Regions from separate parts of the Homo sapiens genome. Here regions 2, 3 and 4 are each linked to region 1. The links are chromatin contacts, found by Hi-C or POLR2A ChIA-PET in ENCODE. All regions are on one chromosome and are shown on one strand. Each heading gives the region's core, a stretch centred on a gene start or an enhancer-like site at or near the end of the contact. The rest is flanking DNA. Distances are from core to core; before and after follow the strand shown.

Region 1 (3,507 bases), core at 282-2,781:
CTTGTAGTCCCAGCTACTCGGGAGGCGAGGCAGGAGAATCACTTGAACCCGGGAGGCAGAGGTTGCAGTGAGCTGAGATTGCGCCATTGCATTCCAGCCGAGGTGAGTGTGAGACTCCGTCTCAAACATAATAAAATCATAAAGTCTCAAAACAAAATATCCCTCATCTGACTCCTTTACAAAAAAAAACGTCTGCTCAGCCCTGAGAGCCTAAATTTACAAATGGTCATCTCTGGGACGCAAAGTGCAGGGAGCGGGGATTGCTTGTAAAACATCAACCAAATACATGATGTGTTCCTGTGTTTTTATCACATATGTGATTAGATGCTACATTTTTTTTTAGATGGGATCTCACTGTCACCAAGGATGGAGTGCAGTGGCACCATCATAGTTCACTGCAGCCTCAAACTCCTTGGGCTCAAGCCAACCCTCTGCCTCAGCCTCCCAAGTAGCTGCAACTACAGGCCCACGTCACTAGGCCCAGCTGATTCTTCTAGTTTTATTTTTTACAGAGACAGGGTCTCACTACGTTGTCCAGGCTGGTTTCAAACTCCTGGGCTCAAGTGGTCCTCCTGCCTCGGCCTCCAAAAATGTTGAGATTACAGTTGTGAGCCACAGTGTCCAGCCTACACTTAATTTTTTTTAAAAAACACGGCTCCTTGGCACCTGTCTTGAGTGTAGCAGCGACCAGTATTGTCTTCAGCTGCGAGGCCTGGGCGGGGCCAGCCCAGGTCACAGGTGGAAAAGGGGCAGAACCACATTGGGCCCGGGTTTCCCTTGAGGGCTGATCCCACCACATGCCCTCCTCACCGAAGTGCTTTTCGGGGGGCCCTTGGGTCTGGGCTGGTCCCTAGAGGTCATCTTCAAGGCAGTAGCCTCCAAGACTTTAGCCAGAGTCTAAAACAACAAGGAGACGGCAGGTCTTGAGGGACAGAAAATAAGGCAGTGCCAGGGAAGCAAGGCACCCGTTACCCCACCCGCACCTCCCAGTTTGGTAAGTCTCCAGGGACCCAATCCTGCGGTTCTCCCATGCGTTCCCTAGGTCCTGTCCTCACTTATCAATGCCTCCAGCTGCCCAGATTCATGGGGGCGGGGACCCAGAAAGAACTGAGCCTTGCCTCCCAGGCCTCACCCTAGGAGGCTGGGGTGGATAGTGCACATACACTCCCTGCTGGGGGCAGTCAGGGACGGGGGAGCCCAGGGAAGGTCGCCAAAGCTCAACCTTAGTTTTGAGACAATTTCCTAAAGCGCAGGGAGATCACTAGAAAGGGGTTTTGAAGGATGACTAGGAGTTAGCCAGGTGCATTAGGCGGAATTCATCAGACAGAAGAAACGACCTCTCTCCACCTCCATCCCTGCTGCAGCACCCAGCTTCTTCCTTGCCTCAGTCCTGCCCCTCCACGCCCCTGCAGCCCCTTCCCCGGCCGGGAATCCTGGAGTCCCCCCAGCCCCCTAGAACACGCCTGGCAACTCACGTCCCTCACCGGGCGGAAGCTGCGGAGGTCAGCCAAGTTCAGGCCAAGAGGAAACTCCTCCTTCCCCCACCGGGGGCCATTTGACCCATCGGGCCCCGCCTCGTCCCGCCTTGTCCCCGCCCCGTCCCGCCCAGGCCCCACCCAGCCGCCACCTGGACCGCGAAGCAGATCAATGAAGGCGCAGTAGCTGCACGTGGGTTCGGGCTCCGGGGGGGGCAGGCCTCTGGCGGCGCCGGCCAATAGCGAGGCCGTTTACGCACGTGGGTCGCGTACGCCCTCCCTGATTGGTCGGCTCTCCCCGGCCGCCGGCCATGCTGTCACTCAGCGAGCCGGGAGCCTCTGCTTTACCCTTTCGGTCCCGCTGCCGGGAAGGGCGGACTTGCAGAGCTATAGGCAATTTGGGGTCCCAGCGGGGGCGGGGATATTTAGGAGGGCGTGGGGCTTGAGGCTCAGAGGCTGGAACTTGGGCAGGGATAGGTGGCGAGTAGTTGCATTGTTTTACGCATTTTTAGCCTTGTCCGGAAGTGGCTTATGGCTGGAGGTGAGGAGTGGGAGGTGGGTGGGTTCAATCTTTAGCGCTGTCACCCCAATTCTTAGATACGGGCTAATTACATTTTCCTCAATATTAAATAACGTGCAATGCAAACGAAGCTTCAAGTCCTCTTTCTGGAGCCAACTTACTGGGTCCCCTTGATGGTCCCAGCCCCGGGCTATGCATTTATCACCGAATTTTCCCAACTGCTCTTCCAGCCCAGTGACAAAGGCTCTGAGAGCAGAAAGCGGGACAGCAGAGGCCCTGAGGCTGATACAGTATTGCCGGATGCAAGCGCGGGGTGGGAGAGAGTGGTGGGTATTCCAGACGGAGGGAATAGCGGAACCTCTCAGGCAGAGCTGGGCTGGTTACAGGAGCAGCCAGGGAGGCTAACGGGGCTGCGTGCACTCCGAACAGGCCTGGGATGATTTCCGAGAGGTAAGTGGGTTGCTGCAGAGCGAGAGAAACCTGCTGTGTGGGGTCGTGGGGATAGGAGTAAGGGGATTTCGGAGTTTTGTTTTGGCCTATTCAAAATATGAAGCCAAGTCACCATGGCTCACACCTGTGATCCCAGCATTTTGGAAGGCTGAGGTGGGAGGATTGCTTGAGGCCAGGAGTTGGAGACCAGCCTGGGCAACACAGTGACACCGCGTCTCTACAAAAAATTTAAAAATTAGCCAAGTGTGGTGGTCATGCACCTGTAGTCTCAGCTACTGGGGAGGCTGAGGCAGGAGGATGGCGTAAGCCCAGGAGGTTGAGTCTGGAGTGAGCTATGATCGTGCCACTGCACTCCAGTCTGAGCAACAGAGCAAGACTCCATCTCAAAAAAATATATAGCTATAATATATATAAAGTATATATATTATATATATAGTGGTCAAGCTGCAGTTCTGGAGTGAGAGCCCGTTTCTTTCTGTTTGGCCCAGGACCTGGTACTGGCATTAGCAGTTCACTCTGCCAGGGACAGTCTCTCTCAGACAGCCACCGGCTGGCTCCTTACTCCCTCAGCTCCCTACTTAGAAATCACCACGTTGGGCCAGGTGCTGTGGTGCACGCCTGTAATCCCAGCACTTTGGGAGGCAGAGGTGGGTGGATCATCTGAGGTCAGGGGTTCGAGACCAGCCTGGCCAACATGGTGAAACCCCAGCTTGGCCGGGTCACACCTGTAATCCCAGAACTTTGGGAGGCCGAGGCGGGTGGATCACGAGGTCAGGAGATCGAGACCATCCTGGCTAACACGGTGAAACCCCATCTCTAATAAAAAATACAAAAAAATTAGCCGGGCGTGGCGGTGGGTGCCTGTAATCCCAGCTACTGAGGAGGCTGAGGCGGGAGAATGGCGTGAACCCGGGAGGCGGAGCTTGCAGTGAGCCAAGATTGCGCCACTGCACTCCAGACTGGGCGACAGAACAAGACTCTGTCTCAAAAAAAAAAAAAAAAAAAGAAAACCCCAGCTCTACTAAAATACAAAAATTAGCCAGGCATGGTGATAGGCACCTG
Region 2 (3,507 bases), core at 493-2,992, 1.3 Mb before region 1:
TCAGCCTCTACAGTAGCTGGGATTACAGGCGCCCACCACCACTCCCCGCTAATTTTTGTATTTTTAGTAGAGATGGGGTTTCACCATGTTGGCCAGGCTAGTCTCGAACTCCTGACCTCAGGTGATCCACCTGCCTTGGCCTCCCAAAGAGCTGGTATTACACACGTGAGCCATCATGCCCTGCCCTTTGTAGAGGTTAAGCTTTGCTTAGCACTTCTGTTGTTCAGGCAGGAGACCGAGTTCCCCGAGGAGTCCCAACTCCCCAGCAATTCTGTAGAGGGTAAACCAGGACTCTGTTAGCTCAGCCTCCCAATCACGATACTACATCCGTTTCCTACAGAGTCATCTCCCTGGATCTGAATCCTGAGGAGCTGAAACCTGCAGGGCTCAGTTTACTCCTCTGTGAAATGCGCACACTGTCCTCTGTCTCCAAGAGTCTTTGCACGCATTCCTTGAGGCAAGGGGGATAAAGTGCTCTTTGCAGTGTCTGGCACCCAGTAGGTGCTCCAAACACAAAGTGCTTTATTTTCCAGTGGTGCAGTGGAGGTATCTGTCATAATCCATACTCACACTCCCTTTGTATCCCAGGGCTCCTGTTTCCCAGGAGTTCCTACAGCAAGCCTGAGACTGCTCTCCTAGAAAGACCTGCGTGGGGCCGGGCGCGGTGGCTCACGCCTGTAATTCCAGCACTTTGGGAGTATGAGGTGGGTGGAATGCCTGAGATCAAGAGTTCAAAACCACCCTGGGCAACATGGTGAAATCTCATCTCTACTAAAATACAAAAAAAATTAACCAGGCATGGTGGCGGGCGCCTGCAGTCCCAGCTACTCAGGAGGCTGAGGCAGGAGAATCGCTTGAACCCAGGAGGCAGAAGCTGCAGTGAGCCAAGAACGTGCCACTGCACTCCAGCCTGGGAAGCAAGCGCAAAACTCCATCTCAAAAAACCAAAAAACAGAAGTGTGCCAACAGTATAGTTTATACTGAACCTCTGCTTTTCTTCTGGGAGTCTGGAATCTTGGCCACTGTCAGGCAGAGGTTATCTGCATGACCAGACCCCAGTAAAATCTTGGCCACTGTAAGGCAGAGGTTATCTGCATGACCAGACCCCAGTAAAAAAAACAAAACACACACACACACACACACACACACACACACACACACACACACACACACACACACACACACACACACACACACACACACACACACACACACACACACACACACACACACACACACGCGCCACCCCACCCCACCCCACCCAAAGTACACGATTGGTTACAGTCCCCAAGTGGGGCGGGGCTTCTCAGAGCCACGCCCCTCAAGAAGAGGGCAAAACACGGCCGCCAGCATTTAAGGAAGCCCCGCCCCCAGAAAAAAAACCCTATCTGGTGGTGATTGGGTAAAAGCCCAAGCCACGCCCCGCAGGTGACTAACTACACCCCAGCCCAGAAGGGAGACTTAGCGAAGGCCCACCCCCCCGACGGAAGGCGATGGGGAGGAGTCTAGGGAGGAGTCTGGGAAGCCCCATCTCGCGGAAGGCCGCTGGGAAAGAAGGGTTCCAAAGAAGAGATCTCAGGAAGCTCCTCCCTCTCCCGGAGTTCCGGGATGTCCTGCTCCGATTGAAAAGCCCCAGTCGCCCAACACTTACGTTTAATACTTTTCGCTCCGACATCTTTGCCTTCTGATCACCTCGCAAGCACCTGAGAAATGGTTAGGCTGGGTAATTATCGAGCTTTTCCGACGGAAGCCTTACTTCCGCAAACGTCACTTCCTTCGGCCGCTATTATTGGCTGCAGCATACACAGCAGACCTCTTTCATTGGTTCCAATCCCCGCCTATCAAGCTGGAAGTCCCAGCGTCTTCCCTCCGGAGTTGCAACCTGAGTAGCGCGAAATAAGGATTCCGGGAGCCATGTGGAATTGGAGAATTTTGTATAGTGCGCTGCGCCCCCTAGAAGCGGGCAGCGGCTCGTTAAAATTTTGTAACGTGACCTCTTGTTCTTCATTCTTTTATTCAGCAAATATGTATTATGCGCCTGCCTTGTATTCTGGGCTCTGGGAATCCACACATCGTTCCTGGGCCCGCAACTCTCACATGGGGTTGGGGCCACACATAGGGTGACTTAAGAGGACCCTGGACGACTCTTGAGTCACAGACATTGACTTAAAGATCAGGCTCCAAACCAACTTCCTAAACATACGCAGTGTCTCCCAAATGTCCCTCCATTGCCCACCTGTGCCTTCCCCTTAACGAGGACTTCCCATCCCATTCCTTCCCCAGCCTCCTTCCCCAGCCTCCTCCCCACCTTTCATGGACGTTTCCTCTGTGTCAGATTGTTCCAGGAAAGGGGTCCGGATCCAGACCCCAGGAGAGGGTTCTTGGATCTCGTGCAAGAAGGAATTCAGGGCGAGTCCACAGTGCAAAGCAAAAACAAGTTTATTTAGAAAGTAGATGAATAAAAGAATGGCTACTTCACAGACAAAGCAGCCCCAAGGGCTGGTGGTTGCCCATGTTTATGGTGATTTATTGATGATATGCTAAACAAGGGGTGGATTATTCATACCTCCCTTTTTTAGACCATATAGGGTAACTTCTTGATGTTGCTGTGGCAATTGTTTGTTTATTTATTTATCTTTTGAGGAGTCTTGCTCTGTTGCCCAGGCTGACGGGCAGTGGTGCGATCTTGGCTCACTGCAACCTCTGCCTCCAGTGGTGCGATCTTGGCTCACTGCAACCTCCACCTCAGGATTCAAGTGATTCTCCTGTCTCAACCTCCCGAGTAGCTGGGATTACAGGCACGCACCACCACACCTGCCTAATTTTTGTAGTTTTAGTAGAGATGGGGTTTCACCATTTTGGCCAGGCAGGTCTCGAACTCCTGACCTCAGGTGATCTGCTCGCCTCTGCCTCCCAAAGTGCTGGGATTACAGGCATGAGCCACTGCACCTGGCCAAAAATCAACTCCATCTTAAAATTAACAAGGCACATTCGCTGCCAGTCACGAGCCAGGGTCATAAGATGTTTACAATTGAGAAAACGTCTTACAAATGCCTAGGAGGACACACTACTACAACAATGGAAGGTCCAGATGTCCTGATATTGCATAGCAATGTATGCTTTTAAGATCGTTATAGTCGCCAGGCGCGGTGGCTCATGCCTGTAATCCCAGCACTTTGGGAGGCCAAGGAGGGTGGATCACCTGAGGTCAGGAGTTCGAGACCAGCCTGGTCACCATGGCCACCATGGTGGAACCCCATCTCTACTAAAAATACAAAAATTAGCCGGGCGTGGTGGCGGGAACCTGTAATCCCAGCTACTTGGGAGGCTGAGGCAGGAGAATTGCATGAACCCAGGAGGCTGAGGTTGCAGTGAACTGAGATCGAGATTGTGCCGCTGCCCTGTGGCCTGGGCGACAGAGTGAGACTCCATCTCAAAAAAAAAAAAAAAGAGAAAAAAAAGAAAAAGATACCGGGCATGGTGGCTTACGCCTGTAATCCCAGCACT
Region 3 (3,507 bases), core at 279-2,778, 1.0 Mb before region 1:
TGCTATAATCACAGAGCCCTGAGTGCTGTGTTTTCAGATCCCAGGGGGTAATGTGAGAGGACCGAGAAGAAGATACGTACAGGTCAGGACCGTGGGGAGGGAAGATGTGAAAGGGGATGGGGGAGGGAGAGGTCCCCTAACCTCCCCGGAAGCCGTGGCCTTGCGGGCACTTCTAAGGGTTTTAGACCCTCAGCTCTAGGTAGGCACCTACAAGAAGGTACATCCCCTGGAATGGGGATACTCTGAGCTCAATCCCAGGATGATTAAAAGTGGTTCCAAGCTAGGAGATGGTATCTATGGGACATGGGACCTGGACAGGACCCAAAGTATAATAGAGCAGCAGCAACAGTTGTTCTAAAGAGGCCAGCCTTGGACCCAGTGGGGACCCTCCAGAGATCAACAAAAGAGAATAGGCAGAAAGAGAGGGGACCTTAGAAACCAAAGTTGGGGTGCATAAAAGTTCTGGGGGCTGTGTAGGGGGAGGGTGGGTGTCTGACCTAAGAAGTAGACTCGCTCAAGAGCAGAAAATAGGAGAAGCAGCCAAGGTTTGAGGACAGTATCTGATGCTGCACAGGTGAGGTTTAGAGCCCCCTGAAGCAGAATCAGTAGCCTCAGATTCTGTCCCGAGAGGAACGAGGTAGGACCAAAGCACAGTCCAGGATTTAAGATTAAAAAAAGGAGAATAAAGAAGGTCTGTGACCAAGAAGAGTGGTCCGAACTCCATCCTATGGGGAGGGAAAGGGAGGGCCCAGCCTTCCCCCAAGCGCCCACTCCGGCGTGTGAGAGACGGTGTCGGGAAGGGGGCGGGGTTCTGGGACCAATGCAGGAGCTGAAGAGGGGCTCAAGACCGAGCCTGAACTCCAGACCCCAAGAGGACGTGCCGTGTCTTGGGGGTGGTCTCAGGGCCCTGACTCCTCCACCTGGACGGTGGCAGGACACTATCCAGGACTCGGGGGACCCTTCCGAGCAGGAGACTCGCAAACCCCAGCCTGGCCTGTTGGGCGGGGACGAGACCCAGATAGCAGTCCTGGGAGCCCTGTGGGCGGGGAGGCGCAGACACTCCCCCCAACACACCAGCCAAAAAGCAAGGACCCCGGCTCGGAACCAAGAGGGCAACGAGTAGCTCAACACGTCCCGCATCCCGGCGGGACGGTGCCTCAACCGGGAGGCGCGGCCCTGGCCTGGCGCTCAGGGACCGGGACCCTAAGGGCTCGGGCTGGGTGGGGGGACCCTGCCTGAAGCCGGGGGAGCGACCCCCGGCGCGAAGACCTGGGTGAGGCAGGAGGGCCCCGCCCCCGGCCTCCCCGCCCCCCGCCCTCACCCTGAGACCGGGGGTCGGGGTCTGGGGGCCGGGACGGCGAGCCGCGGGCCGGCCGCGCTGTGGGGCCCCGGACAGAAGGCGCAGACCTCGACCTGCGGCCCGGCCCCCGCCCTCTCGCCCACTTGCCCCGGCCGGCGCCGCCACCGCTCACTCACTTTGGCCTCCACCAGCTCCGCCGCCATCTTGGTCACCAGCGTCCCCCGCGCCGGGAGCCCCCAGCCGTCGCGTCACGTGACCGCTCACCACTCGCGGGCGGGGCCGCCGCCCGGGCCAATTAGCACCCGCGCGCGCTCCTCCCGCCGCCGGTGCGCGCTGCTGCCTCCTGCGCAGGCGCGCGCGGCCACCGCCCGGGCCTCCGGCCAATCAGGTCCGTCCTACACCAGCGCCCCCCCCCCCGCTCGCGGCGACCACGCCTACCCCGGCGGCGCCTGACTCCTTAAAGTGGTACTAGCCCTGCGCAGGTGGGGACGGGTGCTCGGTTTCCTCTAGGGAGGGAAGGCGAGAGGGGGCGGTGGCAGCGACAACAATGCAGCTAGGTGCCGTGGCTTCCTGCGCGCGGCGGCCGCCAGGTGCGTCTCCAGACTCCCGGCGGCGTCGGGCAGGGGATGGTTGCTCCGCCGCAACGGCCGCCAGTGCGTACAGTGAGGCGCCTTGCAGCGCAGCGCGGTGCAGGCTCCACGGGCCCAGACACCCCGCGCGCTGCACATCCGGGTCCTGGTGTGCAGATGGGGCGTGGGCTCGGCAACCAGCTGGCTGGGGGCGCCCGGCGGAGAAAAGCGGGACCCCTGCTCCCAAATTCCTTGGAGATCGTACAGCCCTCACCTCTTTGCAGGCGCCCCCCCCATCCTGCCTCCCCACCCATGGGAAACCTTGGATCTGCACCAGTTGGGACCTCTTCTCCAAAGCGCTCCTTGGCTTTGGAGCTAAGTGGCTTCGTGCCCGTAGAAGTGGATTTCAAACTTCAATAATCAAGTATTTTAGTGCAATTTATTTTTTATTTTTATTTTTGTAGAGACGAGGATCTCATTATGTTATCCAGGGTGGTCTCGAATGTCTGGGCTTAAATGATCCTTCTGTCTGGGCCTCCCACAGTGCTGGGATTACAGGCGCGAGTCACCACACCTGGCTAGTCCAACACTTTAAACATAAAAAAATCAGTGCAAAAGAGTCCATGATGGATGAAATACCAAATTGTTATTTATTTATTTATTTTCGAGACGGAGTTTTACTCTTGTTGCCCAGGCTGGAGTGCAATGGCGCGATCTCAGCTCACTGCAACCTCCATCTCCCGGGTTCAAGGGATTCTCCTGCCTCAGCCTCCCAAGTAGGTGGGATTACAGGCGACTGCCACCACGCCCAGCTAATTTTTTTTTTGGCCAGGCTTTTCTGCAACCCCTGACCTCAAGTGATCTGCCCGCTTCAACCTCCCAAAGTACTAGGATTACAGGCATGAGCCATCATGCCCAGCCTTTTTTTTTTTTTTTTTTGAGAGCCTTGCTGTGTTGCCCAGGCTGGAGTGCAATGGAGCGATCTCCACTCACTGCAACCTCTGCCTCCTGGGTTCAAGCGATTCCCCTGCCTCAGCCTCCCGAGTAGCTGGGATTACAGGTATGCACCACCATACCCAGCTAATTTTTTTTTTTTTAGACGGAGTCTTGCTTTGTCACCAGGCTGGAGTGCAGTGGCGCCAGGCTGGAGTGCAGTGGCGCAATTTCGGCTCAGTGCATCCTCTGCCTCCCGGGTTCAAGTGATTCTCCTGCCTCAGCCTCCCGAGTAGCTGGGACTACAGGTGGGCACCACCACGCTCAGCTGATTTTTGTATTTTTAGTAGAGATGGAGTTTCACTGTGTTGGTCAGGTTGGTCTATGAACTCCTGACCTCAGGTGATCCACCGGCCTCGGCCTCGCAAAGTGCTGGGATCATGGGTGTTAGCCACCGCACCCGGCCTGAAATACCAAAATTTTAAGTAAAGAGCCAGACGTAGGAGTGTGCGCCTGTGGTCCCAGCTACTTAGGAGGCTGAGGCAGGAGGATCGCTTGAGCCCAGGAGTTGGAGGCTGCAGTGAGCTTTGATCATGCCACTACACTCCAGCCTGGGCGACAAAATTATAGGAGGCGGTTGTTTTAGACTAAACTCTTGTGCTAGGCACCAAGACACAGGAATAAACAAAATGCAGCTAGTCACAC
Region 4 (3,507 bases), core at 512-3,011, 1.0 Mb before region 1:
TTTAAAAATTTTTTTGAGACGGAATCTCGCTCTGTCGCCAGGCTGGAGAGCAGTGGCGCGATCTCGGCTAACTGCAACCTCCGCCTCTCGCCTGACACCTCTTTTAATGAAAACCTTTCCATTACATCTCTGAAATGCTCCCACTTTGCACGGAAAAAACGGCTGCGAAGCCCCCAATAGGAAACGCAACACGTAGCAGGTGCTCAGTGCATTTAAAAATTTTGAAGAATTTTATTATTAATAATGCGAAACTGACTACCCCTCTGCTAAAAACTCATGCCCCAAATGGCGCATGCGCTTGACTTGCAACTTAACTAAACGCGTCACAGGTACAGGTGTAGGTGGTTAGGGACCCCGGGCGCTCCCATCTGCTCCCTGCCGCGCCCTCTGCCTTTCAGAGCCTCAATCCTTTCGGAAGATACTTTTCAGTTTTCCACTGGGTTAAATGGTGATAGGAAGAGCAATCATCCGTTAAATGAAACCCAAGGTTGAGACAGCGCTTTGTAAAGCAAAGTGCCCGAAGCATTCGTGAGGGGGAGGAGTGTACAGGTTTATTTTAGAGTCCAGGCTGGAATTTGCATTGCTTTTTGTGGATCCACACCTCCCCCTCTCCCAGCCCAGGAAAAGCACTGCAGTGGCTCTCCTGTTTCACAAAGTGAGTTTAAGGAAAGATGTACCGCAGGGGGTTCATTTGCACTGTGAGAACATCATTCATGCAAGAAATGCTGAGTACCTACTATGTGCTAAACAGCGGGTTGGGCTTTTCATAAGGGATAGAGTTACACAATTGAATGCCAATTCATGAGATATGAAATACATTCAACTGTTTCTTAGGGTCAGATTAGGACACAAATGCTAAACAGTCTTCCTGCGCCTCCCCCTGGAGAGGAAATGAAATAGAAAATGAAATTGTGCCAGTAAACCGCTTAGCCGGGTGCCTGGGACATGGCAAACCAGTCCTGAAATAAATAACTGTTTTATTAATAGCAATCTTAGCTAATTAAAATAGATAGCGTTTATTGAGCGTTGGGTATCAGGCACGGTCCTAATTCTTTTAGATGTCTTTAGTTCGTTTCACTCTCCCCCAAACAATAGGGTGGTATTGATCACCTCCGAGCAGGTGAAATTGAGGCACAGAGAAATCCTAGTAGCTGGTAGAAGAACACGCAGTGTGGTCAAGCTAGCAAGGTGTTTGGTCCACTGCTATATCTACAAAACCCCTAACAATGCCTGGTGTATAGATGCTCAGTATGCATTTGTGGGATCAGTGATTCCGATGCCTGCTTCTTATAAAGTTTTTATTTAGAAATAATTACAGGTAAGGAGTTGCAAAAACAGTATAGTGGTCGCGAGTGTCCTTTTTCCCTCGGCTTCTCCCAGGGGTATCGTCTTACGTAACAATGTCCAAACAGGGAAATTGACTTGGGTATAATCCACAGACTCTATTCACCTTGTAAATTGGTTTTAATAGAAGTACTGGACAACTTGTAAGCTAATATCGTTGCTATGGTTCTCGTTCTCAGCTAAAACGGCGCTCTTTACTTTGTGCACCTGAACACTGCACACCGAGGGCGACCACCGCCCCCGAGATGCCCAGCTTCTATTCTAGAGCGCCGCGCCGGCGCCGAATGGGTTAACGGGCGGGGGGACACGCCTCCGTGCGCTTGCGCGGCGTCCCTTCGCCCCGCCTTCGCAGCGCAGTCACATGACCCGCCCAACCGGCGTCCGCCTATAAAAAGCTGAGTGTTGACGTCAGCGTTCTCTTCCGCCGTCGTCGCCGCCATCCTCGGCGCGACTCGCTTCTTTCGGTTCTACCTGGGAGAATCCACCGCCATCCGCCACCATGGTGAGTAACCCTGCCTCGCTGGTGCCCCGGAGCGGCGGCGGGGCCTCCGCGGGGCCTACGCTGCCTAGCCTGGGACGCTGGGGCCCCCCGTGCCAGGAGGAGACGTAGCGGCGGCGGGGCCGGAGGACCCGGGGCTGGGGAAGCGGCCGCCGCCATGTCTGTGCGCCGCGCTGTTCACCGAGCCCTTTCTCCGTTTCCGAGGGCGCCATAACCTTGCCCAGACCTGGTTGGAGCTGGGTTGTTAGCGGGGATGGGGGTGGGGAATGATGATGTGGCAGGCGTAGTAATGGCGGGCACCGCGGTGGAAGCGGGGAGACAGGGAGGCGCCTTATGTAACCCGCGGGCCGCGAGTTTGAGATCGATTTTCTGCCGGGGGACTAGGGGCGGCAGGGAATGGCAGAACGAGCAAAGCGACACCTGAAAGGCTCCCCTTTTCCTTCCAAATACCTTCTCCTGATGCTGTTAATCGTCGACCTTAGGCACTTGTCCTTCCTATGACTCCCAGATGTACAAAGACTCTTATTGAGACACGAGGTGTAGGCTTGTGGCAGTTAGGGCCGTTCCGGCTCCCCGTTATTTCCTGGGGTGGGTGGCCTTGTCTGATCCCGTTTGCCAAGGGGTGACCTTGCATTTTATGATGAAGCTTCTTGCTCGGGGAAGTTTGGGTGGCCCGGTGACAACGTGGAGGGGGCTTTAGGAGAGGATTCATCCCTTACGTGTTTGGCCCCAAATGAGACTTTAGTATTTGTACCTGGTATCAAGGAAATCTGTTGACACTCAGTTTTATTCCTGAGCACTTTTATTTCTGGGTTGTCAATCATGAATGACACCTATTAACGGTGGTTCCTTGGAGATTGCGGGGTGGCTCTTAAGGGGTGTTAGGCTGGCAAGATTCGGTGGGCTTGGGGCACCCCAGCACCAACCCCCTCCTGGCCTTGGGCATGCTGGTTCGTTTGGACTGAACGCTCCGTGCCATGCTGTGTTCCTGGAAATCACGAGCTGGTCTGAGCCTCCTTGTCTTGCCCAGGTGAACTTCACGGTAGACCAGATCCGCGCCATCATGGACAAGAAGGCCAACATCCGCAACATGTCTGTCATCGCCCACGTGGACCATGGCAAGTCCACGCTGACAGACTCCCTGGTGTGCAAGGCGGGCATCATCGCCTCGGCCCGGGCCGGGGAGACACGCTTCACTGATACCCGGAAGGACGAGCAGGAGCGTTGCATCACCATCAAGTCAACGTGAGCTCCCTGTGCCCTCTGTACCCAGGCAGGGAGGTGCTGGCCTGGCAGCTGGAGGCCACTGGGCCAGGGTGCGCGGGGAGAGACTTGGCAACGTCTCTTTCCCCTGGTTTCTTAATTCATGGGAGAATGAGTGAGGTTCAGTCCAGCGAGACAGGATGGAGAGGCACAGGGATTCGGGGTACTGCGAGCTGGAAGGTTTTCTTGAGGAGGGGGCTTAACTCCGTGGTTCTCCCTCCCTGGGGGACTTGCCCCCACTCCTACAATATCTGGAGAGGTTTGGCTGTCACACCTGGGAGGGGAGGGTGTTCTAGTGCTTGGGACGCTGGGAAGCTCCTGTGTTGCACTGGATGATGTTCATTCCATGTCAGTTTCTGGCCCCGATATGAGTAGGGGGAGCGCAGAGTACGGTGACCCCA

The links. Hi-C counts contacts between places; a loop is a spot of excess contacts on that map. ChIA-PET counts read pairs that join two places held with the same protein, here RNA polymerase II (POLR2A). Pooled maps may share reads with other maps.
Region 2: a pooled map shows a loop between it and region 1 (22-fold over the local background). The contact joins the promoter of YJU2 here to the promoter of TLE6 in region 1. A Hi-C loop is called at or near these places in 4 of 50 pooled maps. POLR2A ChIA-PET finds 5 or more read pairs at or near these places in 2 of 52 experiments (B cell and MCF 10A).
Region 3: a pooled map shows a loop between it and region 1 (5-fold over the local background). The contact joins the promoter of PIAS4 here to the promoter of TLE6 in region 1. A Hi-C loop is called at or near these places in 2 of 50 pooled maps. POLR2A ChIA-PET finds 5 or more read pairs at or near these places in 2 of 52 experiments (B cell and naive thymus-derived CD4-positive, alpha-beta T cell).
Region 4: a loop to region 1 is called in a pooled map, with 7 times the contacts of the local background. The contact joins the promoter of EEF2 here to the promoter of TLE6 in region 1. A Hi-C loop is called at or near these places in 2 of 50 pooled maps. POLR2A ChIA-PET finds 5 or more read pairs at or near these places in 2 of 52 experiments (B cell and MCF 10A).

What each region holds. Positions count from the first base shown.
Region 1 is chr19:2,975,588-2,979,094 of GRCh38, reverse strand. TLE6 (TLE family member 6, subcortical maternal complex member) reads right to left here and starts at 1,531. Exons shown (of 17, transcript NM_001143986.2): 1 at 1,485-1,531; 2 at 811-897. The coding sequence starts at 861. RefSeq lists a silencer at 1,500-1,809.
Region 2 is chr19:4,245,315-4,248,821 of GRCh38, reverse strand. YJU2 (YJU2 splicing factor homolog) reads right to left here and starts at 1,742. Exons shown (of 8, transcript NM_018074.6): 1 at 1,652-1,742. The coding sequence starts at 1,675. RefSeq lists enhancers at 1,583-1,672, 2,013-2,152, 1,911-2,682.
Region 3 is chr19:4,005,757-4,009,263 of GRCh38, reverse strand. PIAS4 (protein inhibitor of activated STAT 4) reads right to left here and starts at 1,528. Exons shown (of 11, transcript NM_015897.4): 1 at 1,477-1,528. The coding sequence starts at 1,503. RefSeq lists silencers at 1,375-1,434, 1,465-1,764 and enhancers at 720-1,610, 1,965-2,094, 1,611-2,502.
Region 4 is chr19:3,983,717-3,987,223 of GRCh38, reverse strand. It overlaps EEF2 (eukaryotic translation elongation factor 2), which reads left to right and starts at 1,761. Exons shown (of 15, transcript NM_001961.4): 1 at 1,761-1,846; 2 at 2,874-3,088. The coding sequence starts at 1,844. RefSeq lists enhancers at 1,526-1,575, 2,831-3,050, 2,344-3,195 and a silencer at 1,856-1,965.